6 separate regions of the Mus musculus genome follow, and regions 2, 3, 4, 5 and 6 are each linked to region 1. The links are chromatin loops, found by intact Hi-C in ENCODE. Cell type or tissue: left cerebral cortex. All regions are shown on one strand. Region 1 has its middle 20 kb from the start of Gm46332. Region 2 overlaps Ncoa1 (nuclear receptor coactivator 1). Region 3 overlaps Dnajc27 (DnaJ heat shock protein family (Hsp40) member C27). Region 4 overlaps Ncoa1 (nuclear receptor coactivator 1). Region 5 holds the start of Cenpo (centromere protein O). Region 6 overlaps Ncoa1 (nuclear receptor coactivator 1).

Region 1 (5,000 bases):
TGGATAGGGAGAACCAACTCTGGGGTACATGTGGGTCTCCCACCCCCATCACCACAGTAAATAAAATCCAAGTGTAACTGTATCCTATTGAACAGATGTTACTGGTCTAAGTATCATCCATTTCCCCCTTCTTCCATAATTATAAAACAAAATCGATGGGAGAACTCATTAAGAAAAATGTGAATCCTAAAATCTTAGGTCTTTTGGCCAAAGATAGCCCACACTTGATCCACTGTAATGGAACTTGGGTTACAGAGTTACAGAAGTCCCCACTTCACAAGTGTTCATTTTACTTAGATTGTAAAGCGCAGGAGGGACACACACACACACACACACACACACACACACACACACGCACGCTTAGAACATTGTAGAAGTAAGGAGATGTTTCTATTTGGAAACACTTCTGGAACAGAGTCCACGGAGGATACAGAGTTAGAAAAATGTGTTTGGTTTAGCTTGAATCCAAAACAGTAAACTAAGAACGCTCTCCCACAGAGGTGAGGATAGGGTGAAGATAGAATTTGGGGGTAGAACATGAAGAATGAGGGCTAGGGAAAGGGGGAAATGTGCAGCATTTAAGGAGGATGGATGGCAATAAAAGTAATTTTGCTTGCCAGGCAGTAGTGGTGCACACCTTCAGTCCCAGCACTCAAGAAGCAGGTGGACCTCTGTGTGTTCCAGGCCAGAGTGATCTACAGATCAAGTTCCAGGACAGCCAGTGCTACACAGAGAAACCTTGTCTTGTAAAAAAACAAAATTTTGCTTAATAAGAAAAAAATGTTTTTCAATTTTTACGATTTGTGAATATGTAGATTTTTAACCTTTAAAATTGAAAGTTGGAGAAATGCATACAGACTGAGTTCCATCTGACAGTTAAATTTTCTTTCCCATATAATAGCTAACAATGCATTCCACAGTCCAAAAAGCTAGACGCATTTATAAAAGTATTCACCATGAAGAAAAGCTAAGTGTTTAATGAGATAAGTACATCAAATCTGATTGAAACATTACCTAGCGCACTAAATGTACCAAGCATTTAGTACAGCTTTAATGATTTCATAGATGAGTCAAAAATAAATTTTAAAAAATAGATTACATTTTAGTGAAAATTCTTCTTTACCACAAGCCCCTCAGATTTCACTGATTGTCATAGTTGAGACATGAGGACAAGTGTCAGCTGTGGAGGAGGGCTATCTTACTAATAAACTTATTTAGTAGCATTCCAAAGGAAATGATAAAAAGGCTCTAACTTGTTTTTTTTTTTCTTTTTGACCCTGAGATCAAATTCAAATAAATAGGATAACTGGGAAAACAGCTGCTGGAGAGGGGGCAGGAGACGGCGAGAGAAATGGGAGGTGAGGAGCTGGCTAGCCACAGTTCAGACTGTCTGAAGAAGCTCTGTGGCATCATCCACTGCTTTGTAAACTAATGTAACAGGCGTTTGAATGAGGGGGCCTTGCATGGATGGGTAACATTGTTCCCAGAAAGCTATGGCCTTTAAATTAAAATGCCAGGGCCCCCAAAACAATCCAGCTATTGACACTACTGGTTGCCCATGAGAACTAGACAGTAACCCCTACTGCTAAGAGCACACATATCTCGCCCATAGGATGGAGAGAAATCAAGCTGGGACTAAGCTAGAAGGTCCCTCCCTAGTAGCTAGCTTCTCAAGTGCTTGCAGATGCAAAATCTGGGTGACTGGGAAAGAAAAATCATAAGCAATCTTACTCAGCTGTAAGGCCTGCAATGTACAACTCACCAGGCAGGGTGTGCCAAACAGTATAATAATGGCATGGCTACTTAGAGGGTAACCAACCACTTTCTGCTTGCATTCTGGAGGCATTCCTGCATAATATTATAAAATTGATCAGTAAGACCATGGCTGGGGAGACCATAGGCCCTAACCAAGGAAACTGTGGCTGTTAATTTACTAAACAGGCCTACTGTGCCCATCAGACTACCTTTTCAATATTTAGGTTTTGTCCATGGAGTCGTGCTACTGTCAGCCTTGGTCAGGGAAGCTTGTTTTTGCAATAGGTGACAGTTACTTCAGAAACTCATGACTGGTCAAAGGGCTGAGAGTCAGATACGCTCAGGGATCAGCCCCAGTGAGACAGTGCCACCTCTGAGGCTCAGGGGACACCTCTGACGGAGGAGTGGAAAGAAAGGAGCCAGTCTTCTGAACTTGACACCCCCAGCATCGGTGCCTGCAAAAGACCACCAATGTTCCCACATGGGTAGGTGAAAGACGTACTAGATCCATTAGACCTATTGATGCTATAAGATGACCTGTTGATGGCATAAGAGAGACGTTTGCTTCTCTGGAGTAGGTAAGTTGCTGGTGTTCTGGTAATATATAACCCCTCACCGATGCTCATTCAAGCAACACTACTTAAAGGCAGTCAGACACATCAAACACAAAGGGGGACCTAGAAAAGAAAGGGGGAACGGGACAAGAGAAGACAATGAGGTAAAAATTCATTATATACATTTATGGAATTAGGAGAAATAATTAACTCTTAAAAGAAACACCTGTTCAATAATGAGTTGCTCCTTTGTTTTAGCTTTTACAAAGCAAGTATATAACCTCAAATTTTAACTGTGTGATTTTTTTTTTTAGTATGACGACCTCAAATAAAAAAATTGAGAAGATGTCACCTCAGGACTATTTGGGTTGAAAGTAACACAATGTGCAGCTAAAGATGGCTCGGCCCCACCCATAATGTGCCATTTCAGATGTCTAGAAGCACCGGGCTGGCTGGCTCTTCTCACCTTTCCTGTTGTTGTCACAAGATGGCGCCAATGCTCAAATTAGCGCCTCAGGGAGCCAAGAGGAAGGAGGAAAGGCGAGCAAAGGGGCTTTCTCTTAATTCTAAGTCTCCCTAAGTAGAAAGAAAAATGGAGGCTACCAGCAGAATTCACGGACAACTTCATTACACGTCCCTTTTTAGGGACAGAGAGAAAGAGGAGCGCCGTGGTTTACCAAGATCGTACAGCACTTCAGAGAAATTAAGACATTCATTTACATATTTAATGTTTTGTGTTTGCTGTTGTTTTAATCAAGAAAGGTGTGGAAAGAGCTTTTGGGTTAGGCTATGGGTAGTGCCTGCCAGAGGGGCTCACGTTGGATACCTGATCTCAAGCCAACGTGTGAGCCAAGGCCGATTCAGAAATGGTTTTTCTTCCTTTGATAATACTTACTTATTCTCTGCAGTGACTTAGAAAAATGATTGAACTAAATTCCCTGCCATCAGAGACTTGATGAATACTGAGATTAACAATAAAACTATTTTTAAAAGTCACTGCTTCGAAGCCAAACTTCTTACTCTAGCTCTCACCGGGTTGTACGAACCACCTCTAATTTACATATTACAGAAGAGAGAGAGCCTTACATGGAGAATAAATCATTTTCAAACTAGACATTCCATCCAGAACTGACAGTAGTTGGTTCTCAGCACGTCTTTTATGTCTGACATGCTTTTAGAAGAGTAATCATATTCCCAGTGACTCTCAGGATAAAATTTTCTTCATAAAGCTCATTTTATGGAGGTTTTTTTTTTTTTTTTTTTGTTCTGAAGAATAAAGCAATTATTCTTTCCTTTTGAAATTACATGTCAAATCCAGAAACATCAATTTCTTTAATATATTAACATGGAGTGATTGGGGTAATTCTCTCTTGTATCCTTTCCACTCTCCTTCGGGGTCCCTTGCTTGTTTTGGCAGACCCTCACTCCTACTAGATTTCCATTGCACACCAATTATCCCCGCTCCAGCTGCCCACAGACAGCTGTTCTTACTGCCCTCCACGAAGGCCCCCTCCTGTGGTAACCCTTGCTTCCCCAGGACGGCTACTTCGCCCAGGCTTTATGCCTGGCTTGGGCGCAGAACTTCTGCTCGGAGCAAAGCCTCTGCTCTGGTAAAGAGTTTCAAATGGAGCCGCTCAGAAGTGGCGGTGGGTGCTGGGATCTTGCACCACAACGTGTAGGACCTGCTAGAGTGTTCCCGAGGGGATATGAGCCCGCCAATCGCTATGGCGATGATGATAGTCTGAGAGCTGATAGTCTGGTAACATACTTTCTTTTCTTTTCTTTCTTTCTTTTTTTTTTTTTTTTCGAGACAGGGTTTCTCTGTGTAGCCCTGGCTCTCCTGGAACTCACTCTGTAGACCAGGCTGGCCTCGAACTCAGAAATCCGCCTGCCTCTGCCTCCCAAGTGCTGGGATTAAAGGCGTGCGCCACCAACGCCCGGCTCTCCTTTTCTTTTCTTTTCTCTTCTTCTCTTTTCTCTTCTCTTCTTTTCTTTTCTTTTCTTTTCTTTTCTTTTCTTTTCTTTTCTTTTCTCTTCTCTTCTCTTCTCTTCTCTTCTTTCCTTTTCCTTTTCCTTTTTCTTTCTTTCTTTCTTTTTTTTTTTTTTTTTTTGGTTTTTCGAGACAGGGTTTCTCTGTGTAGCCCTGGCTGTCCTGGAACTCACTCTGTAGACCAGGCTGGCTTCGAATTCAGAAATCCACCTGCCTCTGCCTGGAATTAAAGGCGTATGCCACCACTGCCTGGCCCAATGCATATAACTAGTGTCCAAAAGTTTTAGTCCACCTCACTGAATAATAATTCCCACTTGTCCTAGAAGAGTTTAAGTTAGCAATCTCTGTAGTCCACGTTCAATGCAATCTAATCTTTGCAACAGCAGTGTGTCCTAGGAGCAGTTTCTTCAAGACAGGCCACACGTGTTTGTTCCTTTTGGAATAGAAACAATTTCTCAACACTGTGGAATAAGATAGTATTGTCCATACCTAGAAACACTGACAAGTTATTGGTATGCATACGCCTCTCCTGAAGTTATCTTAGAGTGTGAGTCTCAAGTTTCTCTGGCCATTTCGATCCAACAGCCCGGGTGTGGGAAGCAGGCACAGCAGGCTGACACAGCTGCTGTGGCCACGCTGACTGTGTCTGGCTGGGGGCCATTTGAGTCTGCATCTGGAGATGCAGAGCATTGTGGAGAAAT
Region 2 (5,000 bases), 270 kb after region 1:
GAACTTGAGGTTTTGGTTTTCCTTTTGCTTTGAGACAGACTCTACCTGTGTACCTCAGGCTGGCTGTTTGTACAGACCAGCTCATTACATAGTTCAGTATACAGACCAGATTGCCTCAAACTTGTGGCAATCCTTCTGCCTCAGCTTCCTGAGTGCTAGGATTACAGGTATGTGACACTGCTAGAAAGTGAAACTCTACTTAAGTAAGTTTCTTCTTAAAATTTCCGAGGCCTAGAAGGGGTACTCAGCTCAGTGCCTAGCGTTCATGGGCCCTGGCCTCAGTCCCTAGGACCACAAAAGAGGCAAACTCTAAGGCCCTTTTACTTTTTAAAAAATTGTTTAGTTAGCTAGGTACTCTAACAAAGTACCATACAGTATGTTCCCACAGTCTGGGAGGCTAGGAGTCCAGGGTGTCAAAGCAAGGTTTCTCCTGAAGTCTTTTTCCCTTATCTTGGATTGACCACCTCCTTCTGTGACATTAATGTCCTTACCTCCTGTTGTTATAAAGATAATAGTTATAGTGAACTAGGAGTCACAGTAATGGTCTGTTTGCCACAAATTACCTCATTAAAGGTTCTGTCTCCCGTTAGTTATGTTTTGAAGTCCTAGATGTTAGAATTTCCACATAGTGGATTTGGGGGAGAAGAACACAATTTAGCCCATAACAGTGATAGGTTGGAGTGTACTCACTTTAGAAATTACAAGTAATCATTATAAACAGAAAAATAATCTCACTTGCTGCTTAACATGAACCAAAAAGATACGCAAGGAGAGCCTCGTCGAATTGTTCTATCAGTGTTTATGCATCTCTAGGGACAGAATCTAGGTGAACATGTGTCTTAGAACATTCTGTAGTCTCCTTTACTCAACAGCACATGGTCAATATCTATACCTTAATTCATCACTCCCAGAATTTCTGGAATTTAGGTTATTTTTAGTTTTCCCTGGTGTAAATAGTTTACAGATAGCCATAGCACTTTCAGAGAGCTGCTACATAGGGCTGGAGAGATGGCTTAGTGGTCAGGAGCACTGGCTGCTCTTCCAGAGGGCCTGAGTATAGTTCCCAGCACCCAAAGGTGGCTCACCACCATCTGTACCTTCAGATCTAGAGGATCCGACCCTCTCTCTGGCCTCTTCAGGCCCAGTATGCATGTGGGACACAGACATACATACATGAATCAAGTAACTTTTTAAAACTGCTGTAGATAATTTTTCTAAAGTGCATGTATTGTTTTCTTGAGTTTCAAAAACATAGTTCCGGCCTGTTTTTTTTTTTTTTAAATCTGAGTATCATCATAAGTAATAGTTTATAGGGAAATCCTGCTCTCCTGTATAGTGTGTGACTTGTGAAATGCTATCTTGTCCTCCTTTGTGACAGTGAACCTTTTCTCTTCAATCAGGATTGCCTGAACTAGAATTAGAAGCGATCGATAACCAGTTTGGACAACCAGGAGCGGGGGATCAGATTCCATGGGCAAATAATACTTTGACAACAATAAATCAGAATAAACCAGAAGAGTAAGTAAGACGCTTTCTATTTTATACACTGAGAGATATCAGCTTCTAAACTAGGAGCTACCCTCCCCAGACTGGATCCCAGTGTGCACGAGTATTTTTGAGCTATAACTCGACATGAGTGTTTAATTAAAAAGGGGCATGGGAGAATGTAGTTGAGCTCCGATCAAGCAGAGCATTTACCGTATGGCCACAGGCAGGTCTCCTTTGTAATCACCACTTGACTGATGTGCTATGCCAAGTCTCCTTCTACATGTCATCGCTTGTACTGCTTTGATGTCCACGTATTCCTATGGATAAACTGGCCTTACTGTACCAATTGTGTTGCCTTAAACTTTCAGCTCTGGGTCATTTTGTCCACCATTTGTCTTTGTTTAGAGAAAGAATGTGAAAGGAAAGAAAATATATCTGCTCAGTGTTCCATTCTCAGTGGAGTTTGATTTCTTAATTTACACAGGCATCTGTGTCTCACAACACAGACTATATCTCATACATGTCAATCAAGGGAAGAATAAATATACTTAGGAATTTTCTGAACTGTTTTTCCTTTTCTTTTTCCCAGAAGAATAATTCTTTCTCATATTGCTCATATAATAATATTTTAATTATAGATATACATATATATAATTTTTATACATCAATTAATGTCATCTTAGATTAGACTGCATACTGTCTTCATGAATCAGCAATTTGGTGGGGTTTTTGGCTGAACTACTAGCATGTTAATGTTTTTCAACTTAATTTCTTTTGTATATAATAGTCACTTTATATTATCAAGATAGTTTCATCAATTTTGAAAGCATAAAATAAATTTGCTGTTTTGATTATGATTCGGTCATAGTATTTAATGGTATTCATACAGTCAATAGGATAAGAATAAATCTTAAGGTCTGGCAATATGGCTTATTAGGTGACGTGCTGCCACACAAGCATGAGTATCCCTCATTGAATTCCAAAACCTGAAAATATGGGGGGGGGGAGGAAGGGAGGGAGGGAGGGAGGGAGGGAGAGAGGGAGAGAGAGGGAGAGAGAGAAAGAGGAAAATGAAGAAAGGAAGGAAGAAAGAGAGAGAGAGAGAGAGAGAGAGAGAGAGAAAGAAAGAAAGAAAGAAAGAAAGAAAGAAAGAAAGAAAGAAAGAAAGAGGAAAGCAAGCAAGCAAGCAAAAGGAAAGGAAAGGAAAGGAGAAAGGAGAAAGGAGAAAGGAGAAAGGAGAAAGGAGAAAGGAGAAAGGAGAAAGGAGGAGAAAGGAGGAGAAAGGAGGAGAAAGGAGGAGAAAGGAGGAGAAAGGAGGAGGAGAAAGGAGGAGGAGAAAGGAGGAGGAGAAAGGAGGAGGAGAAAGAAGGAGGAGAAAGAAGAAAGGAGGAGAAAGAAGAAAGGAGGAGAAAAGGAGGAGAAAGGAGGAGAAAACGAGGAGAAAAGGAGGAGAAAAGGAGGAGAAAAGGAGGAGAAAAGGAGGAGAAAAGGAGGAGAAAGGAGGAGAAAGGAGGAGAAAGGAGGAGAAAGGAGGAGAAAGGAGGAGAAAGGAGAAGAAAGGAGAAGAAAGGAGAAGAAAGGAGAAGAAAGGAGAAGAAAGGAGAAAAGGAGAAAGGAGAAAGGAAAGGAAAGGGAAGGGAAGGGAAGGGAAGGGAAGGGGGAAGGGGGAAAGGGGGGAAGGGGGAAGGAAGGGGGAAGGAAGGGGGAAGGGGGAAAGGGAAGGGAAGGGAAGAAAAGATGGAAGAAAGAAAGGGAAAAGAGAGGGAAGTAGGAACGCACACGCATATAAACATAAACACACATGTGCACACACAGACACATGCCTACATGCACACAAAAGAATAAACCTGAAAAATAAATTAACTGATTTTTTTTTTTTGTGTGTTTTACTTTTATTAAGAACTCTTTATGGGGCTAGGGAAATGGTCCAGCAGTTAAGAGCACTTTCTGCTCTTTCAGAGGCCCCAGGTTTGGTACCTAGTGCCTTTAGCAGGTGGCTTGCAACCACCTGTAACTGAGCTCCTAGAAACCCACCGGTCTTTCCTGACCTTCCCAGACATCTGCACAATCATGATGCACACACTCACGCACAGACACATAAAGTGAATAAATAAACCTTTTTAAAAGTGTATCTCCTTTCTTATATTTAGTTACTTTCCAGGGTATTTCTTTAAGCTAACAAGAAGAATATGGAAATTTCTCAGTAGTTGACTAAAGAATGGAGATTGTGATCAAACTGTGCATTAACTACTGTTTTACCTAGGAAGGTGGCTCAGCAGGTAAAAACTTTCTGTAGATTTAAGGACCTCAGTTTAGATTCCCAGATATCAGTAGACACTGGTGTGCTGGCACACATCTGTAATCCCAACTCTGGGAGGCCCAGACAGAGGCTCTCAGAGGCCAGCCAGCCAGCCAGTTGGTGAGCTCCAGGTGAGTGAGAGATCCTTTCTCAGAAACTAAAGTGAAGAGCTACAGAGGAAGGCATTTAACATCTGCCTCTGGCTTCTCATGTGCACATATGAGGGTATACACGTATGCCACACAGTAGCCAGACAAACATGCAAATACATCCAAAACATGTTCTTTGCATCTCTGTACACTAATTATATTCATTTCAGTATAATTAATTCATTATAATTATATTATAGCGTATTTCATTGCACTAGAACTCATTGCCAACATCATAACAGAACTTTTTAAAACCAGATTTTACATATATCTCTGCGTATGTGTTTGCATTCTTAAACCTGAGTCATTTTCTCCTGCCTTTCTCGTCTTCTGCTCCCACAGCCAATGTATTAGCTCACAGCTGGATGAGCTCCTCTGTCCACCAACAACAGTAGAAGGAAGAAACGATGAGAAGGCCCTTCTGGAACAACTGGTGTCTTTCCTCAGTGGCAAAGATGAAACGGAGCTGGCTGAGCTAGACCGGGCACTGGGGATCGACAAGCTCGTCCAGGTGCTTGTTCAGACATGGCGATGAGCTTCTGAAGAGCGTGGATTGAGAATGAATGTGTTCTAAGACTTGCTAGAGATAACTTCTCCACATATACATTTATGTAGACATACATCTCGTGTTGCCAGCACTTTGTTTATAAATTATTTTGGCTTCTTTTCTAACAGGGAGGCGGATTAGATGTATTATCTGAGCGATTTCCACCACAGCAAGCAACACCACCTTTGATGATGGAAGACAGACCCACCCTCTATTCCCAGCCATACTCATCTCCTTCTCCCACCGCTGGTCTCTCTGGCCCTTTCCAAGGCATGGTCCGGCAGAAGCCTTCACTGGGGGCTATGCCGGTTCAAGTAACACCTCCTCGAGGAACCTTTTCACCCAACATGGGCATGCAGCCCCGGCAGACTCTCAATAGACCTCCAGCTGCACCCAACCAGCTTCGGCTGCAGCTGCAGCAGCGGCTACAGGGGCAGCAGCAGGTGAGTGCAGACCTCCTTGGCTCACTCTTCCCCGAGGTTTGTGCCAGAGTACTCCATGACAACACAGGCACTTC
Region 3 (5,000 bases), 440 kb after region 1:
TGGCAGGAGCCCCTTGTCCTACTCTGACGAGCTTTCAGCCATTTAGATACCTGACCATCTAGCTGCCTGACCGAACTAAGACAGAAATAGGTACCTGACCATCTAGATACCTGACCATCTAGCTGCTCACCGAACTAAGACAGAAATAGGTACCATTTTGCAGGTATAAAGAAGTATTTATCACTTGAGATTTCAATCAGTGAGAAGATACTAGAATATGTTTCCTGAGGTAAATACAAGCCTTAAAGAATGGTGTACAGTGTGCAGAAGGACAGCAGCCTTACTCTCAGCATCTGGACTCGTGAGTTAAGATGCTGGCAAAGCCACAGACGACATTGACATGGAGAAGTAAAGCGGCAGTGCGTAGAGAGACACTGAGAGCGGAGTCCAGCAGCTCCCAGGATAGAGACACTGAGAGCAGAGCCCAGTAGCTCCCAGGATAGAGAGACACTGAGAGCAGAGCCCAGCAGCTCCCGGGATAGAGACACTGAGAGCAGAGCCCAGTAGCTCCGGGGTTAGAGAGACACTGAGAGTGGAGCCCAGCAGCTCCAGGGAGACACAGAGGAGAGCACACACCAGGGGAGGGGAGGACGCTCTAAAGTGCTGACGAAGGCTGGAAGACGAACTCAGAAATGCCTCCAGGGACTTCCAACAAGTGAAGAGGTGACACCAGTTGGTGACTCAGATGGAGAAGGACACAGCTTTTTAAGATAACAGTTGTTCAAATATTTTATCCCTTCTTTTTTTTGGGGGGGGGCAAGGTTCTTTATAAAAACGTTTCAGCCTCTGAAATGACTGAGTTGAGACTCCTGCTGACGTCCTAAGATCTTAAATGTGCAAGCAGTTTTCAAAATGTCGAAGGACAAAGCACACAGCTGCACTAAGAATTTCAATGAATGCAGAGGTCTGTACCGGATCACGAAGCCAGGGTTCAGAATACTTTTCGTTCTGAGCTATGCTCTGTTGTTTCCTAATGCTCTGCTGAGAGACTAAAGAAACCAGACACATTCTGGGACCCTGAGGCTTCACCTCTTCATTTTATTACTCTTACATAAATAAATAAATAAATAAGATGCTACGCAGCCACCCTAGATATAAGTAAGATGTCAGGAACAGCGTCTCAAGATCTGAGAATCAGCAAGTGACCTGAGGGACCCAAATGGGAACACTAAAGCCCCCTGCTGTAACTGCTCTCCTGCCCATGTGGTTGAACGAGGCGCAGCCTGGGCCCCGCACTCAGGCTGACAGCACCACACACACCTCTCATCCTCATGACTCCCACTTTCTGTTCCAGGAGCAGCTGGATAATCAGATGTGCTAGGCGTGAGGGAGCCTCAAGCAGAACTGAGGCCCATGAGAACCATGAGGTGGAGCTCAATCACCTCAGAAGCTAATTCAAGCCACGCAGCCGTATGCTAATACAGCCGTATGCCAGACCTCTTTATCCTTTTATACACATCTGAGTTCACTAAGAACAACATTTTAAAGCTCAGAGCAGCTGCGCAGAGCACAGCCATGCAAAGTGAGGCCACTATGGAGAAAGGAAAAACCCAGAGGACTACAAGGGTTTAGACAGGAAGCCAAGAGCTTGTCTTCTTAGGCAAGAGACATGTTATCTGGCAACCGTTATGGGATAGGTATTTAAAAGTCATCCTTTGAGTTCCAGGTAGCACAGGTGGCTGCAGCTCAAAATAAGAATACCAGAGTTCAGAGGGATGACAGGAGTCGAGCAACATGAGCCCAGCTCCATCAGCTCCATCCAGTCCTGTGGACCAGGCAGGGGCAACAGCACGAGAAAGGCTTCTCTCTATGCAACATGAGTTTTCATACTTGTAATTTTAAAATACTATTCAGAAATTTGGAGTCCAAGCAGAAACTGTAGGGATTCTGCCCCACACAGGCCCAAGACGTCCCAGTGTGCCCCAAATGGATCCTACTTATTTCAAGTCAGCTGAGCCCAGGGCAAGAGGAAAGGCCATGGCAGATGTGGGATGTAACAAAGAGTGGGGCGAGAGGAGAGCAGAAGAAAGAGACGGGTCTGTGGAAGAGGGCCCGCCTGCCTCTCCCACCACCTGTGGTGAGGACTGAGGACAGGGACGAGTCTCATGCAGGGTCCCTCCTAGTGCCCAACATGCCTGAGCTCAGGAAAGGCCCAAGCTGGCCTTTCCGTCTGAATGGTGTGACTGAGCGCACACTCCCAAGTGACCCACAATGCGCCCTCTAAGAGCTTCTGTTCTGGTGTCGGGCCCCTCATTCCCAGGGACACAGCATCCTTGCTGCTTGATGCTAGCAACTATTTCTAGGGCAGAGCAAAGGCCTGGGATCCGGGATGAGCTTCAGGTTCTCCAGCTCCTGTGGCTGGCACTGCCTCTCTCTTAGCACTGGCTTGTCTCCCCCTGGTGGCTGGAGAAAGAACAGAGTCAGTGTCCTAAAAGGGCAGATAACAGTGCTAGCTCACATCACTCTTCTACAAGGTTGCCTGTTTTTCTTTGAAAGTCTTGCCAAGTAATTCAATCCAGACTGGCCTCTCTCTTGCAATACTCCTGCCTCATCCTCCACCATCTCTGGCTACTAACTGTACAGGCTGATGGTTAAAATACTAACCAGGAAGCCGCTTAGTGGGGTGCAGGCTCCCGGGGGCCAGGCTCTTTCTCTCTCCTGTTGTTATTCCTTTCTCTGATGGTGGGCAGATGGATGGATGGAGGGTTGCTGGGAGGAAGAGCAGGTGGGTCACAGTCATGGACTTTCACAGGTGAATGCATAAGCGATGACACAATGACAAACACCTAGTTATCTGGCAATAAGAAATGAAGTGCATAAGAGATGTGGGGTTATCTCTCACACAAAAGCGGTCATCTCACTGAGAAATGGCCACAACATGGTAACAGGCACCCATACTATTAACTTACACATGAGGGAACACAACAGTGAGCATTCGTGAAGGAAAACTCCATGTTGGTTATTTCACCTCAAGGGGAGTCTGTTTGCACTTGAGCTCGCTTGTAGTTTCCTCTGCCTCTACTTGATGTTTTTCAGGAGGGCTGTCCGGGCATTCACAACTGCTTTGAAGGCATCTTCACTGCCTGGTGCTACACACTTGTCCGGGTGAAGCAGCACAGCCAGCTTCCGGTAGGCCTTATTAACTTCCTCCCTGCAAAGAGCAGACAAGCTCTGTCAGTGACCAGGTTGGCCCCAAATCCTGCATCTGGACACTACACATCTCCCATGGAATTACCTCCTTTTCTCAAAGGTAGGACTAAAAGAATAGAAAATAACAAACAATGGGTTGCATACAAGTAAAAAATACAGTGCAGGTTGAGTCTAGGAGACAGTCAAAGAAGGATCAAGGGCAGCCTGGCATCTCTACACATGTAAGAGGCACAGAGCAAGCAAGCCTTTGCTAACTGAAGGAATGAGAACCTGGGAGCCAGAAGTAATCCCTCAGGAGAGGCTTCTAGAAAAGGAACTTGTGATTAGTATGGGGTGGGGGCTTCGGAGAACTGGGGAAGGAAACAGTAGAGAGGCCGTTTCCCAAAGCTGAGAGACAGGGAGATGACGACCACAGCAGCCCAGGCCTGAAAGCAAAGGTTCAGCTGGAGGCAGCTGTGAGCACCACCAAGGGAAGAGAGCTTATACAGCATGAGGCAAAAGTCAGCGGAAGCACGGATGTACTCAGCGTGCAACCAGAGAGGATGAGACAGTTCCGCGGTCTGGAATAGCAGGACCTGGCTGGAGAAGGCCCAGAGACGACAGGCTCCCATCCCTACTCTTCATCACCCTCAGGTGCCAGGCTCCTGTAGAGTTCTATCCCCACCACAAGATTTTACTTCTCAGGATTCCTTTTGTCACCAGGGTCCCCGTGATCCCGTCAGCATGGCATGGTGCAGTGTTAGGTGCCCTTGCCGCTGTTCTCATTAGGACTTCTCATAGCACTCTCACAGTTAATAAATGCTCTTTGCAGCTTGGAGATGGGAGAAAGTCTGATGTTAATCTGGAGTGTGACTAAGGTCTGGGGTCACAGCAGTAACGTCCTGTATTTTAGGCAAAGACACCAGATCTTTTCCTTCTGCTAGATGAGTCGTGACTTTCTTGTTCTAGCTTTGCATGTTACATTCTACATATGCAATATATAACCTTTTGTCGGGTGTGTATGTGTAATGAATGCCTCTCTGTGTGTGTGTGTGTGTGTGTGTGTGTGTGTGTGTGTGTGTGTGTGTGTGTGTGTGTGTGTGCACGCGCGCGCTTGCACAGGCACACTCATCTAGAAGCCCAGGGTCTTCCTCTTTTCATTTTATTTCTTAAGACGAGGTTTGTTAAGCCTCAACATGGCTGCTTTGGCTAGACTGGCAGGCCAATGGGCTCTTGGGATTCACCTGTCTCTGCCCTCCCAAAACTAGGATATGCTGCCAGGCCTGGCTTTTATGTGGGTGCTGGGTGTCCAAACTCAGGTCCTCGTGCTTGTGTAGCAAGCACTTTATCCACTGAGTCCCCTAGCCTCACATGTGTACTCTTGATATTAGTTATCAAGAGGCATTCCCCTTCTTGGAAGAAATTTCAATGGCCAGTCTGTATTTATCCAGAGAGCCTGTGTCCTTGAGGCAAGTCTAGAATCTCTCCCTTCTCCAAGACAGTCTGGGGCAGGGACAGGGAGCCAATGCTTTAGAGGTGACATCTAGACAGGCTCAGGGTTAGGCCTGGCCTCTCACTGAGTACCTTTCAAGATTCATAGGCATAGGAAAGTCTCTCAAGGGAAAGTTATAGAGCAACTAGACTAGTGCAGGTGTGTGCTACTACCTACAGATAGTAAGGTGTCAGCAATATATCAAATGCTACCTACAGACAATAAGGTATCAACAATGTATCAATGCTACTTACAGACAATAAGGTGTTAACAATGTATCAGTACGAGCCAGGCTGTAGTGGTGCACACCTTTAATCTCAGCACTTGGGAGGCAGAGGCAGACAGATTTCTGAGTTCGAGGCCAGCCTGGTCTACAGAG
Region 4 (5,000 bases), 280 kb after region 1:
GTGTGTGTGTAAAGACATAAGACCACAGCAGCGGACCCATGACATTATGGCAGGGAAAGGCAGAGGTCAGCACTACACATGAGGCTGAACGGTCACTACTAGTGCAGAGGACCTAGGTTCAGCTCCCAGCATCCACGCGGCAGCTCACAGCTGTAAAGTAGCTAGCCAGGTCTCTTAATTCCTGGCCAGCCCTCCACCCAGTTTACAGCCCAGCCCCTCCAAACGTTTCTCCCACCAGTTCCCCAACTGTTCTAGCTTCTGCTGAGCTCAGCTTCTCCCAACTCAACTATCTCCTAACAATATCTTCTGTACCAACTGCCTTCTCTTCTCACTCTACTAACCCAATCTACTTTCTCTGCCTCAGCTGGCATTTTTATAATCTATCCTGCTTCCAGAAAGCCAAGAGGCAACTAACACTGAAGGTCATAGAGTCAAGTAGTTCTAACACCTAAGAATTCTTAAAGGGCCATTTGGCTAGCAACTGGGGATCCTTTAAAGGGCCAGGTGCACAAGATAAACCATACTACACACCTCTGTGTTACTCGGGCTCCAGGAGAGCTGACATTTTCTTCTGGCCTCTGTAGGCACAAGGCCTGCACATGGTGCAGATGCATATGTGCAGAGGCTCACATAGACACATAAAATAAAAATAAATCTTTTTAAAGAAGATACATGACTTTCTGAAGAATACTTGAAAGTATTATACTAAATTATCAGCTGCTTGTTCTTTCCTTCTAGATTTTTATAACTTTATCAGTCTTGAAAAACCTCAGCTTTAAGTTACAATTGCTTAGGGAAACAAGTGAAAAGAAAGCACTAGCGTAACAAAACATGAAGAGAAACACAATTTTTAAGGGTTCCTGTTTTAGCCTAAGAGAGTGACAGCAGCCATGTTCACTCTTCCCTGGGACAGAAAGTGTCCAAGGACAGGAACAGTGATCCTAGGGACTGACAGCTCACTGCAGACCAGAGCCCAGCAGAAGTGGCTGGTGCAGAGGGCACAGCTTGAGGAGAGAGCTACCCACAGAAAGCCAAGACTCCATACAGAGGGTCCCGCGGCAGCTCTCGGCCTGCACACATGTGTGCCCATGTGCACACAAGCAGGGCCCAAGCAGCAGGCCTGAAGATTAGAAGAAACAGTGTTCAGAGTTCACACGGGGCCGTTTTCCCGTCTAACTGACCTGGAAAACCTCATAACTCATGGGTGTCGAGTAGAATATCGTTTACCTCAAGTGGGGCAAGAATAAGTCCCGACCCAAATCTTGATCTTGATTTTTCTAGGTACAAGACCCATAAAGAGCTTTGGTTTCTGTATAACCTAACCACGATCAAAGACACTTAAGAAATATTTGTCGCCTGGCGTGGTGGCGCACGCCTTTAATCCTAGCACTTGGGAGGCAGAGGCAGGCAGATTTCTGAGTTCAAGGCCAGCCTGGTCTACAGAGTGAGTTCCAGGACAGCCAGGGCTACACAGAGAAACCCTGTCTCAGAAAAAAAAAAAAAAAAAAAGAAAGAGAAAGAAAGGAAGGAAGAAAGAAAAGAGAAGAAAAGAAAAGAAAAAAGAAAAGAAAAGAAATATTTGCCTTAAAAAATATGTACATTTCTTATAAAGGTAAAATTCAGAAAATCTGAAGTTTGGCTTTTAAAACCACCAGGTAGGCAAAGAAGCAGGAAAGTGTAGCCTGCAACAACCAAACCTAACCCAGATTATTTGAGAAGACAAAAGGGACCCGGGAGTGGGAACAAGAGAGGACAATAAAGGATGTGAATATAATCCAAATATATTGCATACATATGTAACATGTTACAGTAAGACCTATCATTCACACACACCATACAGATGTTAGGATGAGGTAGGAACTTTCATGTTCAAAAATCGTCACTTTAAGAAATTAGAAACTATAAATGCATTCTGTGTGTTCAGTAAATTAGAAGGAGATTTGAGCATGTTAAATAGAAGTATACATAACATCAGTAAAATAGAAATCAAACTTACAGAGAAGAGCATAGGTTAAAAAAAATACAGTAGGTGTTGTGAACAGCTGGTTAAAAGTTACATAAGAAAAGAATAACAATGGAAACTAGAATAACCAAAACAGTTTTGTACAGGAAAGATAAAATTAGCCAAATATTTAATTTCAAAGACTATACATACATACAGTGAGATGTATATCACTAGAACAAAATGTCTATAAATAAAATCCTATTTTATACCAATTGCTTCTTAGCATAGTTATATTGATGTCTGCTAATAAGCATGTTTCTAAACTTAAAAAGGAATGAACACTGAGCTGACAAATGCACCAAAATGGTTGAATCCCAAAAGTGTCATGCTAAGTGAAAGAAGCCAGGCACAAAAGACCAGATATGGTATAATGATGATATGATACCCCTGTGAAGTCTGCACACGCTTTTGTTTAGCTCCACTGGAAGAATGCTTGTCCAGCATGCATAGGCCCTAGGTTTAACCCCAACTTCACATGGTGGATCCACACTTATAATCTCAGCAATTCAGGAGGTAGAAACAAGAAGGTAAAAAATTCAAGATAATCCTTGACTCTGTAACAAGTTCAAGGCCAGCCTGGAAGCCTTCGGATCGTGTCTCAAAAGCAAAGAACAGTTTATATGGTGATGCGTGCAGAGCTGAGATAGCATGGGAACAGACAAGGATTGTCCCTTAGGAACAGGCAGGGAAGATCAGGAGGGAAGCAAACACCTAAGCTGCATTGTGGGAGGGGCCACACAACTCTGTGCATTCACTGAGTCACTGCATATGGATGCCGTGGGTGACTTTCTCGTCTGTAAAGAAAGCTTTTTTCAAAGAGGGGAAAGGAAGACAGCACACACAGAGAAGCCTGGGAAGGAGTGGCCAGCAACATTCTGATGATTTTGCATCTCACAAATAGGCTTTTCTTGCCTAATTGTTTTCCTTTCTCAAGTTTTTTTTTTTTTTGCTCAGACAAGAAATCTATTATATATGTTCATTATTTGAACTTGAAAATTCTTATTAGCAAATAAATAAATAAATGAAACAGAAAAAGATCAAATATAATCCTGCTGTAGAAATGAATATCACAGCAACTTAAAGCCCTTCCAAACTTCTGTCCTTGTTTATCTACTTGTACTAAGATTCCCTACAATGTTAAGAGACCACTTTTCCTTCATTTTTGCTCTGTTAAAGAAGCAATTTCTAAATGACTTATAGCAACTGCTTTTTTATTATTATATGATGTTGATACATTTATGATTGTATTTACATCAATTAATGTGTGTCATTTTCAGGACTAGTTCCCCAAGGTGAGGCCACCTTTGCCCCATCTCTAAGCCCTGGGAGCTCCATGGTGCCGATGCCAGTCCCTCCTCCTCAAAGCTCTCTGCTCCAGCAAACTCCACCTACTTCTGGGTACCAGTCACCAGACATGAAGGCCTGGCAGCAAGGAACAATGGGAAACAACAAGTAAGGGAATAGTTTTTCTGTATGAGAGTCCCTGGCACTCCACAGCCCATAAGAGCAGCCATGCTTCCTTCATGTGATTGTATGTTCACAGTCCGAGAGACTGCACTGCCATTTACATGATGGAAGGACCTGAATTGTGTTATTGACAAAGGAAAATAGGATTGTTAACTGTATGAAGTAGCAGTTCATCACTTAGGCGGATTTGTGTGTGAGCGGTATAAGGGTCTAGTGGCTCTGGCCTTCTCGTCCCCGTCCTCACACAACTGAGGGGTGAGGCCCATGCCCATCAGTAACAGCTTTCCTAGGACAGATGGAGAAAATATCTTCAAAAGGAAAATATTTTATTATCTCAGTAGGTACAGAAAAAGATCAAGCTTGATACCCACTGATTCAAATAAAATCTCCATTCTGTGATTATAAGAAAATCTTTTTATTGAAATAGAGTAGATAGTTTCTTAAAGCCACACTAGTAAAATGCAGAGAGGCACATAGCAGCACTCCATTCAGCTCGTGTGAAAGCTCTCAGACGGGACCCAGCAACCCTGAGGCTTCTGGAGTCATCTGCTTTGCCTGATCTTGCAAGTCTACAGTCTTAGTGGCCTCATCTTACCCGCTTAGCTTATAAAGTTACCTTGCTGAGGTTTTTTTCTTCTTCTTCTTCTTAATTCTGAATGCTGAACTTCTCACACATCACTTGCTTTTATAAGGATTTTAATTTGGTTGTGTCTTGGTTCTAATGACAGGGAAGCCATTTAGTCTGACAATCTAATAAGTAAAGTGGTTAAAATTGAAAACATAAAACCACATTCTCTTAAAGTTCACTGAAAGGTGGGAGAGGAAACCTTTTGTGAGAGAACTGTGTAGCTCTCAGTAAAGACTGTGTGTAAATGGGTGAAACCATCTCTGAAACATGCAAGAAGCATTTAGTCTCCTAGTGCGTTCTAATCCCAACTTCCTGAACTCACTTGAAACTTCATAGTCTGTCATTATAATTGTACCCTGTAGGCACACAGCCCCCCTTCCCAGATCTTTCTGCTGTGCTTAGACACAGCGGCTCCCCAGTGAAACCCTGGGGTGAATGCTCCATGCTGGGGGCACCTACATAATCAGTTTAAATATGAATGGCTAGCAGTTAGCTCAACAGTGGAGTTCTTACTTAGCACATACAAGCCATGAGATAGAGGCCCTAGAAATAAGGGCAGAGAACAGGGAGGAAGTAAAGAAGAAAGGAAAGAGAAAAGAGAAGAAAGGAAGGGGAACAACTGGAAGCCAGGCTGACAGGTTTCACTAGCCTGTCTCTGTGGCACCTTGCACTTTAAAAGACTTTAAAAGACTGTGCTCTGCTCACCTCCACCCACGCCCTGTCGAGCCAGGCAGGCTCATCTTCACCACTAAAAACTGTTCCTGCCACGGTGGTTAGTGTCCCAGTTGATGCCAGGTTCAATTCCTGTCAGAGCCTTTGACGTATTTACCTTTCTTTTTGTTTAAGTTCGTTCTTCTTTCGGGTTTTAGAGCACCTTTCTTTCTTGCTCTCTTGCTGCTG
Region 5 (5,000 bases), 310 kb after region 1:
ATAATAGTGATGCTTATCCACTCTCCTCACTTGAACTTAGTGGCAATGATGATAATGATGATAGTAGTAGGTGCTTATTAATGAGAGCTTTAATTTGAATTTGTGCTGGTTCTTAAGAAACCACCATAACTAGAGGGGAAGAGTATAACAACATTGAAAGGAACCCACAATGCTTCAGGATGGTGGCCATTTGGCTCCCCAGACCCAGCTGACTTTCAGTTCTCCCAGAACTACAGTCACTTGAACAATCGGAACTTCTTCAAATACTGGCTCACTTCTTCCTTGGGGTATGGCCTCAGGGCTATGCATGTGGCAATGTTCTCCGGCTGCTCCAGCCACAGCGTGTGGTCAATGTTCTTCTGCTGCAGGGTCTCAGCCAGCTCCTTCAAGGTGGTCTCATCAGCAGCCTACAAGTTGCAGAACACACAACACAGACTGAATGACCCATTTAGGAAGTGTCAGAAGGTCACAAGAGTGGGGACGGGCTCTGTAACTGGAGCTGTGGCTCCACCAAAGAACTGTAGAGCAACAGTTGTGCCCATTGGTTTGCTATTTCCTTTTTTTAGGATCTTACAGAAGTGGCTAGGAAGGGGCTGAGAAGGAGGCTCGATACCCTGTTAATAAAATGCAATTCTCTTTTTTGTATTGAATTCTGCTATATAGTTTCTAGTTCCCTATGGCTGGCGCCTACTGCAGCTCACCTTCACCCTTAAGCTATCTGTGACTCAGCTGACCACTGGGAAGACTTCTAAAATTACATATACTTTCCTTCTCCCTCTCTCATCCCCTCAGGCCCAAGCCTAAGTTGATGCAGGACACATCTCTCAACTATTTGATATAAGAGGGCTCAGTCCACTGTGGGCAGTACCATCCCTAGGCAAATTGGCCTTAAGTGTATAAGTAAAATAGTTGAAGGTCAGGAGAGCCAGTAAACAGTGTTCCTCTGTGGTTTCTGCTTCAAGATTTCTGCCTTAAGTTCCTGCTTTGGCTTCTCTAGATGATTGATGTAACCTGTAAGGTGTAATAAATCCTTTCCTTCCCAAGTTGATTTTTTTTTGGCCATGGTATTTTTCTCAGCAACAAAAAGCAAACTAGAATATTATATTATGCATGCACACTGAGAATAACTTGTAAGATTTGTTTTTGTTTTTTTTTTCTTCCCATCAAGTGAGTCCAGGGATAGAACTAGGGTTGTCAGACTTGGTGGCATATGCCTTTACCCAATGAGCCATCTCACCAACCCTTTTCATCTACCCTATTATATGCTTTTTGGTCAGCAGAATAGGATCTAAGGCCAACAGGATCTTGACCTGGATACAAATACAACTTTTTTAAATTCCAGGAGATCTAGGAGAAGGCTTTCTGGTAAAGAATATCATATGGTCCTAACCCTTAAGAGTTAGTCCAGGAGCTGAGGAGATGCTCCGTGTCCAGAGGACCAGAGTTCAGTTCCTAGAACCCACAGTGGGATGTTCTCACTGCCTATAACTGCAGAAGAGCCTACATCCTACTCTGTCCTCCCATGTGCATACGTCCCACAGACACACACACCTACACGTCTGCACCCATGTGCATACGTCCCACAGACACACACACCTACACGTCTGCACCCATGTGCATATGTCCCACAGACACACACACCTACACAGAATTTAAGTAGATCTTTAAAAAAGGGTTAATCAAATGCGTATGTAAATCACCAAGATGGGAAAGGACCCCTCAGAAAGTTGAACACAGATGTAGGTTGGCACGTTGGTCCCTTTGGCCATTGTTCCTCCACTCTCACCCCTTTGCCAGTGTTTTCCTGGATAAAGATTTCTCTAGAGAAGCAGGTGCTATGTAAATGTCAGTTAGGAGACTTGAGACTCAGAGCTTCTGAAAAACATACTCCTTTTCCCCACTCACTGAGCATTTCTCCTTTTAAATAAACAGCCTCTATTTCTTACTAACAATATTAAGGCAGTGCTAATTTTAGGCCCAGCTTTTTTCTTTTTCTTTCTTTTTTTTTTTTTTTTTTTTTTTTTTTTTGAGACAGGGTTTCTCTGTATAGCCCTGGCTGTTCTGGAACTCACTTTGTAGCCCAGGCTGGCCTCGAACTCAGAAATCTGCCTGCCTCTGCCTCCCAAGTGCTGGGATTAAAGGCGTGCGCCACCTCGCCCGGCTAGGCCCAGTTTTAAAAGGCAGATTGGTGCACAGGCATAAGCGCCACGCTTTCCCCAGCTTCGTTCCCAGGGATCTAAGGGACACTGGAACAACCAATTTCTGGTGAACGCTGTGATAGCAGGGTCTGCGTCGGTTCTTCACAGTCATGCTCTGCCAAAGGGAAGGTTCACTGCGTAGCGCAGACCATTCCCAAACTCTTAGTGATCCCTCCTACAATCATGCCACACGTACTTCCGGAAGCTAAGGGTTGGGCCCAAGAGCAGATCTACTTCCGGCCTCGGCACCCCACCCCCGTTTAGGGTCCCTCCGGATACTCCCCACGCCTCACCTCGAGAACCACCTTGCGCATGCGCCCCAGCTCCCGGAGATAAGCTGCCGTGTGCGGATGGTCTCGATGAAGGTGCAAGGCTGCTGTGGCGGCGTGACAAGCCTGCGCTACCAGTGCGCCGGTGGGCCAGGAAAAGGGAGCCTGAGATAGATCCTTTCGTAATACTAAGTACTGTACAAGGATCTGTGGCTCCACCCCAGAGCATGCCATCTTCCTGATCATCAGACTGGCCGGACGTACCTTGCGGTGCATGCTGGGATTAGTGTGGAGCTGCTGGGCGCCACCATGTTCGTGTACGGCGGAAGCACAAAGCACTCTGGGATCAGTGGGTTACGTTGTTACTTCAGTTGCTCTCGGCGGGAATTCTTAAACTGCATCCTGAGTGAGGGAGCTTTGGCGAGAAAGCAAGACCCAGTGGTAGACAGATTAGCATTACTGTACAGCTTCTTTGGGTGTTCGAGGAAGCCCGGCTGGACCATAGTGGCCACGGCGGTGAGGTAGGCGTGGACAGGGCTGACCAGTCCAAGGTAAGGGACGCCAGCGGGGACACTTTGCTTATCCCGGGACTGTCAGGCAATAGTGGCAATAGATTGGTGATTGCGTGTCTTTTACTATTTACAGTTAAGGACGTTCGGGTCCATGTTAACCCTGCCTTGTACGTCCAGCATCGTAAGAAAAAACACTTGAGAACCCGAAGAGGAGATGGAGTCTGCAAATACTTTGTGTCCAGGCAGGAAGTGCAAAGGAGGTATTCAAAGGGGTTTGGCTTTCTCTGTACCACAGTGTTTCCAGACTTTATTGCAAAGGAAGGGACACTGTAAGGCAGTAACTTTGGCGATTAGATATGGATTTGATTCAGGGCTCTATCTTAGGAAATTTTGTGGCTTGGACACATTATAGTTCTGCCTCATTTTCTTTCTCCTTTAAACAAAACTTAATGTGAAAGCATCATGTGGGTTGAAATTGTTACTAAAAACTAAAAGTTTGATGACTTAATTGTTAAAAATATGTTGCAATCAAGTATAATCCATACCCTAGAACTAAATTACTATGTAATCCCAAATTTGCCAGTAACTTGCCCTTCTGTGTGTCAGCACACCTGGCTAAACAAGTGACGAGTGAAAGTTTGTGAATAATCATCAAACTTCGACAGGTCAATTATTCTCCAGTTCCCTTGTCATCTCCAATCCAAAAGATTGAAACATTTAGTTATGATTATGTTGGTTTTCTCTCTCTGCTTGGCAATTACCACTGCTTATCGTGTGAACTTGGAGAGGAACTAAATACAGCAGAGAGAAGGAACTGCTGTGCTCAGGCTCCAGAGGAAATAAAAGAAGTCAGGAGTCAGTAACGGGAAGAAAAGCAAGTGAAGGGCCAACATGCTGCCTACTGTGGCTCTCTCTTGATCTTATGCAAGTTGGTTTGTTTGTTTTTTAAAGGAGCTATACACTAGTAATTTGATGTCTAGCCTTGGCTGGATAGATGAATGAGCCAGGTCTGGGCTGTCCCAAGACAAATGAAGAAAGGATTTTTGTGAATGTATATTCTTGTGAACCCTGCAAAGTAAATATTGGATCTGCTTAAGGAAACTAGTTACATGAGGTGAAGCATTGGACTTCTCTAGGGAGGTTTCATCTGGGTTGTGGGAAAGCATGGAGAATCGGCCTTTCCCACCATAGATTTGTGCTTCTGTGATAAGCAGGCTTAGATGAAATGCTGCTGCCCACAAAGCAAGCAGTAGACAAATCAGGAGTCTCTTGTTCTTTTCAAGTGAGCGTACTAATTAGTGGGTGTTTTTACACCAGTGGCCAGCAGAGAGGTTAATGGTCTCTGGTTTGGTTATTTGGGCCTATGGCTTTATAAATTTATGGCAGACCAGTTGTGATGGTACATGTCTTTGATCCCAGCACTCTGGGTGGAAGCAGGTGGATCTCTGTGAGTTCAAGGACAGCCTGATCTACATAGTGAATTCTGGGCCAGTCGTGTAGGAAAGACCCTGTCTCAATAAACAGATAAATAAATAAATATGCCCTAGATATATGAGTTATCTATTGTGACGACTGTTTTTGGTTGTCAACTTGATGCAACCTGTGAAGAGGGAACCTCAATTGTTAAGGAATTAACTCATCAGATTGGTCTATGGGCAGTTTCTTTAGGGCGTTTTTTTTTTTTTTTTTATTGCTTCTTAATTGGAAGAGCACCTAACCCATTGCGGCAGGTGGTCCTCGGTGGTATATGAAAGCTAACTGAGCAGTAGCAGGAAGCTAATAAGCTTGTTGCTCTATGGTCTCTGCTTCAGTTCCTGCCCTGAGTTCTTGCCACCCCTGGGCAGGTAGGTGGTCCTGGGATGTATAAAAAACAAACTGAGCAAGCCAGCAAGCATCGTTCCTCCATCTGCTTTAGTTCCGGCTTCACACTTCTGCCCTGACTCCTCTCATGGCAGACTGTAACCTGTAAGATGAAATGGGCCCTTCCTCCCTGAGTTGCTGCTTTGGTCAGCGTTTAGCAC
Region 6 (5,000 bases), 270 kb after region 1:
CGATCCATTTCTGTACTTTTTTTTTAAGTTTCTTTCATTACTAAATTTGTTTGTCCTCTCTTTGCTGCTGTTGACATTGCTTGAGTGGTAAATTTTTACTGTCTCTCAGTATGTACTGGAAGACTTAGAATTTGAAAATTCTGGTAGCTAGCATGTTTCTGTAGCTAAAGTAAGATGCTCTTTTCCTGGCAATGAACATAGATTCTGACCATAGAGGACTCATTTCTCAGTTGCTGAGAGGGACTAGAGATCCACAACAGGGAACCTCCTTGTGGCAGCCCTGGCACCCACTGTGGGAGACTCCCTGGGCTGAACTTCTACCGTGAGTCACAAACTCACCATCTTAATCCATGGGCACATTCCAGAGTCAGCTGCATCAGTGCAGAGGTCTGGTGGCAGCTGTTCATTGTCCTTTCATTGTCCAAGCAACAGCCATGGCCTGTTCCTGAGTTGTTCTGATCCTCCTCTGAGAAACCCGTTTAGGAAACTCTTCTCCACTGTGTCTTAATCTAGCTGAGCTGTGGCACCAGCTGTGTCCATCTGTGCTTTATCCTCAGACTTCCCGAGTCTGCTCCTCTCTCTGCTCTCCTGCTTCTCACTTCCTTTATCCTCAGACTTCCCGAGTCTGCTCCTCTCTCTGCTCTCCTGCTTCTCACTTCCTTTATCCTCAGACTTCCCGAGTCTGCTCCTCTCTCTGCTCTCCTGCTTCTCACTTCCTTTATCCTCAGACTTCCCGAGTCTGCTCCTCTCTCTGCTCTCCTGCTTCTCATTTCCTTTCAGCTGGGGATTTTTTCTCTCTCCATTTTTCTTATTTCACTGATTTTTGTTTTGTTCTTTTGGGTTTTTGTTAGGGGCTCTTGCTATTGCTTTGAGACAGACTTTTGCAGAGTAGCCCAGGTTGGCCTCATGCTCTCAGTAGTTGTCTCCCTTGCAATGTCCTTTTGAACTGTCTCCATTTCCCTGTCTTTGGGAGTCAGTTGCACGTTTGATAATTTGTAATGTTATTTTTAATGAAACTTATTGTTCAAAGAAATAATACCAAGACTGAAAAGATGGTTTAATTGGTACTGTGCTTGCAAGCAGAGGGGCCCAGATTCAATTCCCAAGACCCACATAAAAATAAAAAGCTAGGCATGACAGACTAGCACAGATTCAGCACAAATCTGCAAGCTCCAAGTTGAGCATGAGACCCTGTGAGCCTGTGGATAGATCTCTGGTTCTGAGGAAGGCTCTTCATGCTTTCTCTGTTAGATCCTGGCCTTGATGCATCTGCTATAACCTGTAGCATAGCCTTACTCCATGTCAGAGTGAAAAGGAGTACACAGAGTGGGTAGCCTGGGCTCTCTGACAAAGGAGTGCTTCCTATGATCTGCCTGTCCTATCTCCTTCACTGAGCAGGGCTTCTGAGTTCTATTAGTCTAACTTCTGTGACACCAGGGTTAATGGCTGCCCATTAGCTACTCTTACTGAAAGGTCAACCACATACAACCACACATAAGTGAAGTTAGAGTTCACTTCTGCATTCCACTTTGTGATGAGAAGGAAAGAGCAAGAGGCAATAAACGTGATTCTAAAAGCACAGTGGAGCAAAAATGTTTGCTGTCATCTAAATTGTAATACGTGAGGGATCAGCTAGTCATGTTACTGAGAGAGACAGTTTGCCCTGGCTGGGCCATAAAAGTGTTCTTCCTTCCTTTTCAGTGTGAGAATGAAGCTTTAAATACTGCATGGTACAGTAGCCTTTCACTCCCTCAGGAATGCAGCTAAGCCCAAGAATGCAACTTTTTACTATTCTCAATAGGATCTTTTAAAAGAACAACATGCCACACTCTCCATGGTTGTTAATGCTTTGGGTAGGATCAGGGATTTCCCCAGATCTTAAATTTGTGATAAAGATTTGCAATATTAAGATAAATAAGGAAATAGTAAAAGGGGTGTAGTGCAGCTGGCAGAGTGGCTGTCTAGCATGCATAATGTCCTGGCTTCTATCTCTAGCAGCACATAAACCTAATCATGGTGGTATATGCTTGTAATCTCAGGGAGGTAGAGGCAGGAGACTCAGATGCACAAAGTAACTACAGAGGTCAGCCTTGATTTGATATCAAGGGCCTTTACCTGCCGTGCCATCTTGCCATCCTAGCAATGCTTGTTTTATTCAAAATTTAAATCAAGTTTACCCATAAAGAGACTCTTTAAAAGACTTGCAGCCTGGTTAGAGGGTTCCAGATGAATTCCAGAATTGTCAGAGTACACAGGCGAGCTCCTCCTGCCGGGGTTTCTACAGTCCTGCAACAGATACTGCTTTAAGGATTATTTTTTAAAATCCTATTAACTTGTAGAGCATAAAAATATAACTATAAAGTAATAAGTTCCAAATGGAATAAATTTTTAGTACTTAAGAGTCATTGTACTTTCTTGTTTTAGATGTTACATATAGTATGGGATTTTAAATTTTATTTTAGTAATTAACATAGTCACATAAGATAGCAAAACAATACCAATAAAACTATGTAATATTAACTATATGACACACACAGACTTCTCTTCATCTTCTGTTTGTGTGTACACACACACACACACACTTGGCAGGAAGATCACCAGTAAAAGCCAACCTAGCTACATAAGCAAAGTCAAGGCTAGCCTGGCTACATGTTGAGGAACAGAGCATCATACTATCCATGCTGACTGTTTTGTATGTTAGCCTTTTCCTTGGACAGCTTGCTGTTCCTAATCTGCACTGATTTGTATCTGTATGAGGGTTAAGTTTTCTTTGAGATGACTGCTATCTTTTACTATTACAGAGCTGTAATAAAAAAAAAACCCTTTGTAGAGATAGTTATTACTTATGAGGGTATATGTGAAGTACAAATTGTAAATATAAATGTCTGGATCAGAGGACTGACACATACATAGGACTGAATGATGCTTTTCACAAAGTGTGCTGCTGATGTTCCTGTTGCTGTATGCCTTTCACAGCACTTTGAATTGTCTACTTTCTCATCATTATAATGATGGGCTTGTGTTTCCACAATATAATTTCAAACTGTACTTTACTCTAAGTTGACCATTTTCAATGATTTTACGAGATCTCTTTATAATCTCTGGTCATCTATCGACTTGACTTATTGGGTTCTTACTAATTTATAGGAGCTTTTACTTACTAAAGAAATCAGCCCTTATTTACTTAATGTTTAAAAGACAACAGTGACACTCTAACTGCCATACACAGTTCCAGCCAGATATAACACAAAGTTTCCAGAAGTTTCCTTTTCAACAGCTGAGGAAGATTGACTGTGAATGTGAGAATGGGAAGTTGTTGGGTCAGCTACTGGAGATAGTAACTTGGGCAAAAGCCACCTCCTGAAAGATGATGCCTTCTCCTTGCTGTGCAGAAAATTGTTAAATTATTTAATTACCTTTTTCTGGATTCATTGTAGCTAATGTGGGTACAGAGTTTCTCTTTAGCTAGATTTAAGTTGATGAAATGTATGTTGAGCTGATGGCAGAGTGCAGCCTGGATGACTGGAGCCTAGGAGTCATGGACAGTGTAGCAAATTGTCATCTGAAAGAATGGCATTATGTGTGTATATGCAGATACTCTAGAAGCTACCTTTGAGGGCCCTTTGTAGCTGCCTCTCTCGGGAAAAGAACCTTTGTCCTGTTTTACTTACACACACACACACACAATTATATGTGTGTGTGTGTGTGTGTGTGTGTATGTATACACACACACATATAATATATATACTCTGTGGTGAAAAAACAAGCATGACTAAAAATAGGGATCCCCAAAACAAAGCAGAAAACTTATGTATTTCCTACCTTCTAATAAGTTTCTATAAAAGGCAGTTTCTGAAAGAAGTCTAAAGATTGAAGTGGTCTAAGACAAACTTCCTTTAAACATACAACCTATATAAACAAAACTTTTAAGTGAGCCAAAGTGGTTTTAGTTGTAGGTTTTATTGTTGTTTGTTTTTATTTACATATGTTTGCCTGGACATCAGACTTAACACATGAATCTCTCTCCATCCTTTTGGGGGTTTAGTTTTTTTGGTGTTTGTTTGTTTGTTTGTTGGTTGGTTTGGTTTGGTTTTTCAAGACAGGGTTTCTCTGTATAGCCCTGGCTGTCCTGGAACTCACTTTGTAGACCAGGCTGTCCTGGAACTCAGAAATCTGCCTGCCTCTGCCTCCAGAGTGCTGGGATTAAAGGCATGTGCCACCACCGCCTGGCTAGTTTTTTAAATCTGAGATAAGGCAGGCTGGCCTCCAACTCTAGAACTGCCTGCCTTAGCTTCTCAATGCTAAGATTATAGGCACATGCCACCATGTCTAGCTCTTTTGACAATATTTTATCTTATTCTCTTAGCATTTTCCACCGACTAGTAAAATAAGATGTTGTGTCTAACGTTGAATTAAGAAACGATCTTACTGCTTGGCAGTGACAGTGCACAGCCATGTACATGTTCTCTAGGCTCTAGTTCTTAAATGGTTAGCACTAAAGCTCTGCTCTTAGAGCAGAGAGCAGGGCAGCCTTAGGAAATCCATGGCTGCTGACCTGACTTAACCTCTGAGAGAAAGCAAGAGGAGACTTGCCCATCACTGTTTCAGTTTTATCTTTTGTTGTGCTTTTCAGAATCCTACAGATTTGATTTTTATACCCTTTGTCCCAGTTAGACTTAAGTTTAATTAAAAGTTATAATTACCTGCATTTAAATAAAGGACATGTCAGGCTGGACAGTTGGCTCTGCAGTTAAGAGCACTTGTTGCCTAGGTTCGATTCTCAGCACTTACATGTAACTCCAGTTCTACAAGATATGGTATTCTTTTCTGGCCTCCAAGGGCACCAGGCGCATAGTCTAATAGTGTGTCTTAGTTACTATTCTGTTGCTGTGAAGAGACACCATGACCAAGGCAAATCTTATAAAAGAAAGCATTAGCCGGGCATGGTGGCGCACGCCTTTAATCCCAGCACTCGGGAGGCAGAGGCAGGCCGATTTCTG

The links. Peaks named below come from ENCODE experiments on the same cell type or tissue, not always from the same donor. Only the 100,000 strongest peaks of a DNase experiment are listed, where the experiment ranks them.
Region 2: a loop joins it to region 1, with 3 times the contacts of the local background. A loop is called at or near these places in 13 of 42 quality-filtered maps.
Region 3: it touches region 1 in a loop (6-fold over the local background); 23 of 42 quality-filtered maps call a loop at or near these places.
Region 4: a loop joins it to region 1, with 2.8 times the contacts of the local background. A loop is called at or near these places in 7 of 42 quality-filtered maps.
Region 5: it touches region 1 in a loop (2.4-fold over the local background); 4 of 42 quality-filtered maps call a loop at or near these places.
Region 6: it touches region 1 in a loop (2.4-fold over the local background); 10 of 42 quality-filtered maps call a loop at or near these places.

The regions. Positions count from the first base shown.
Region 1 is chr12:4,546,627-4,551,626 of GRCm38, reverse strand. No RefSeq gene overlaps it. Among named protein-coding and RNA genes, the nearest start is that of Gm46332, 20 kb to the left of the region's middle. In left cerebral cortex, a CTCF peak has its summit at 2,797 (motif pointing right); a DNase peak (open chromatin) is centred at 2,800; H3K4me3 peaks cover 600 bases; H3K27ac peaks cover 180 bases.
Region 2 is chr12:4,274,620-4,279,619 of GRCm38, reverse strand. It overlaps Ncoa1 (nuclear receptor coactivator 1), which reads left to right. Exons shown (of 23, transcript NM_010881.2): 14 at 1,401-1,518; 15 at 4,279-4,447; 16 at 4,612-4,926. Among named protein-coding and RNA genes, the nearest start is that of Ptrhd1, 43 kb to the right of the region's middle. In left cerebral cortex, no CTCF peak of the experiment used is centred here; no DNase peak of the experiment used is centred here.
Region 3 is chr12:4,104,953-4,109,952 of GRCm38, reverse strand. Dnajc27 (DnaJ heat shock protein family (Hsp40) member C27) reads right to left here. Exons shown (of 7, transcript NM_153082.4): 7 at 1-3,151. The coding sequence ends at 3,019. Among named protein-coding and RNA genes, the nearest start is that of Dnajc27, 25 kb to the right of the region's middle. In left cerebral cortex, a CTCF peak has its summit at 2,408 (motif pointing left); DNase peaks (open chromatin) are centred at 1,319 and 2,397.
Region 4 is chr12:4,261,891-4,266,890 of GRCm38, reverse strand. It overlaps Ncoa1 (nuclear receptor coactivator 1), which reads left to right. Exons shown (of 23, transcript NM_010881.2): 19 at 3,283-3,457. Among named protein-coding and RNA genes, the nearest start is that of Ptrhd1, 30 kb to the right of the region's middle. In left cerebral cortex, no CTCF peak of the experiment used is centred here; a DNase peak (open chromatin) is centred at 2,776.
Region 5 is chr12:4,231,770-4,236,769 of GRCm38, reverse strand. Cenpo (centromere protein O) reads left to right here and starts at 2,805. Exons shown (of 7, transcript NM_134046.6): 1 at 2,805-3,018; 2 at 3,113-3,239. The coding sequence starts at 3,194. It overlaps Ptrhd1 (peptidyl-tRNA hydrolase domain containing 1), which reads right to left and starts at 2,757. Exons shown (of 2, transcript NM_001204912.2): 1 at 2,492-2,757; 2 at 1-407. The coding sequence starts at 2,743. The coding sequence ends at 237. In left cerebral cortex, a CTCF peak has its summit at 2,815; DNase peaks (open chromatin) are centred at 2,483 and 2,719; H3K4me3 peaks cover 1,660 bases; H3K27ac peaks cover 1,232 bases.
Region 6 is chr12:4,280,799-4,285,798 of GRCm38, reverse strand. All of the region lies in intron 13 of Ncoa1 (nuclear receptor coactivator 1), which reads left to right. Among named protein-coding and RNA genes, the nearest start is that of Ptrhd1, 49 kb to the right of the region's middle. In left cerebral cortex, a CTCF peak has its summit at 2,300; a DNase peak (open chromatin) is centred at 389.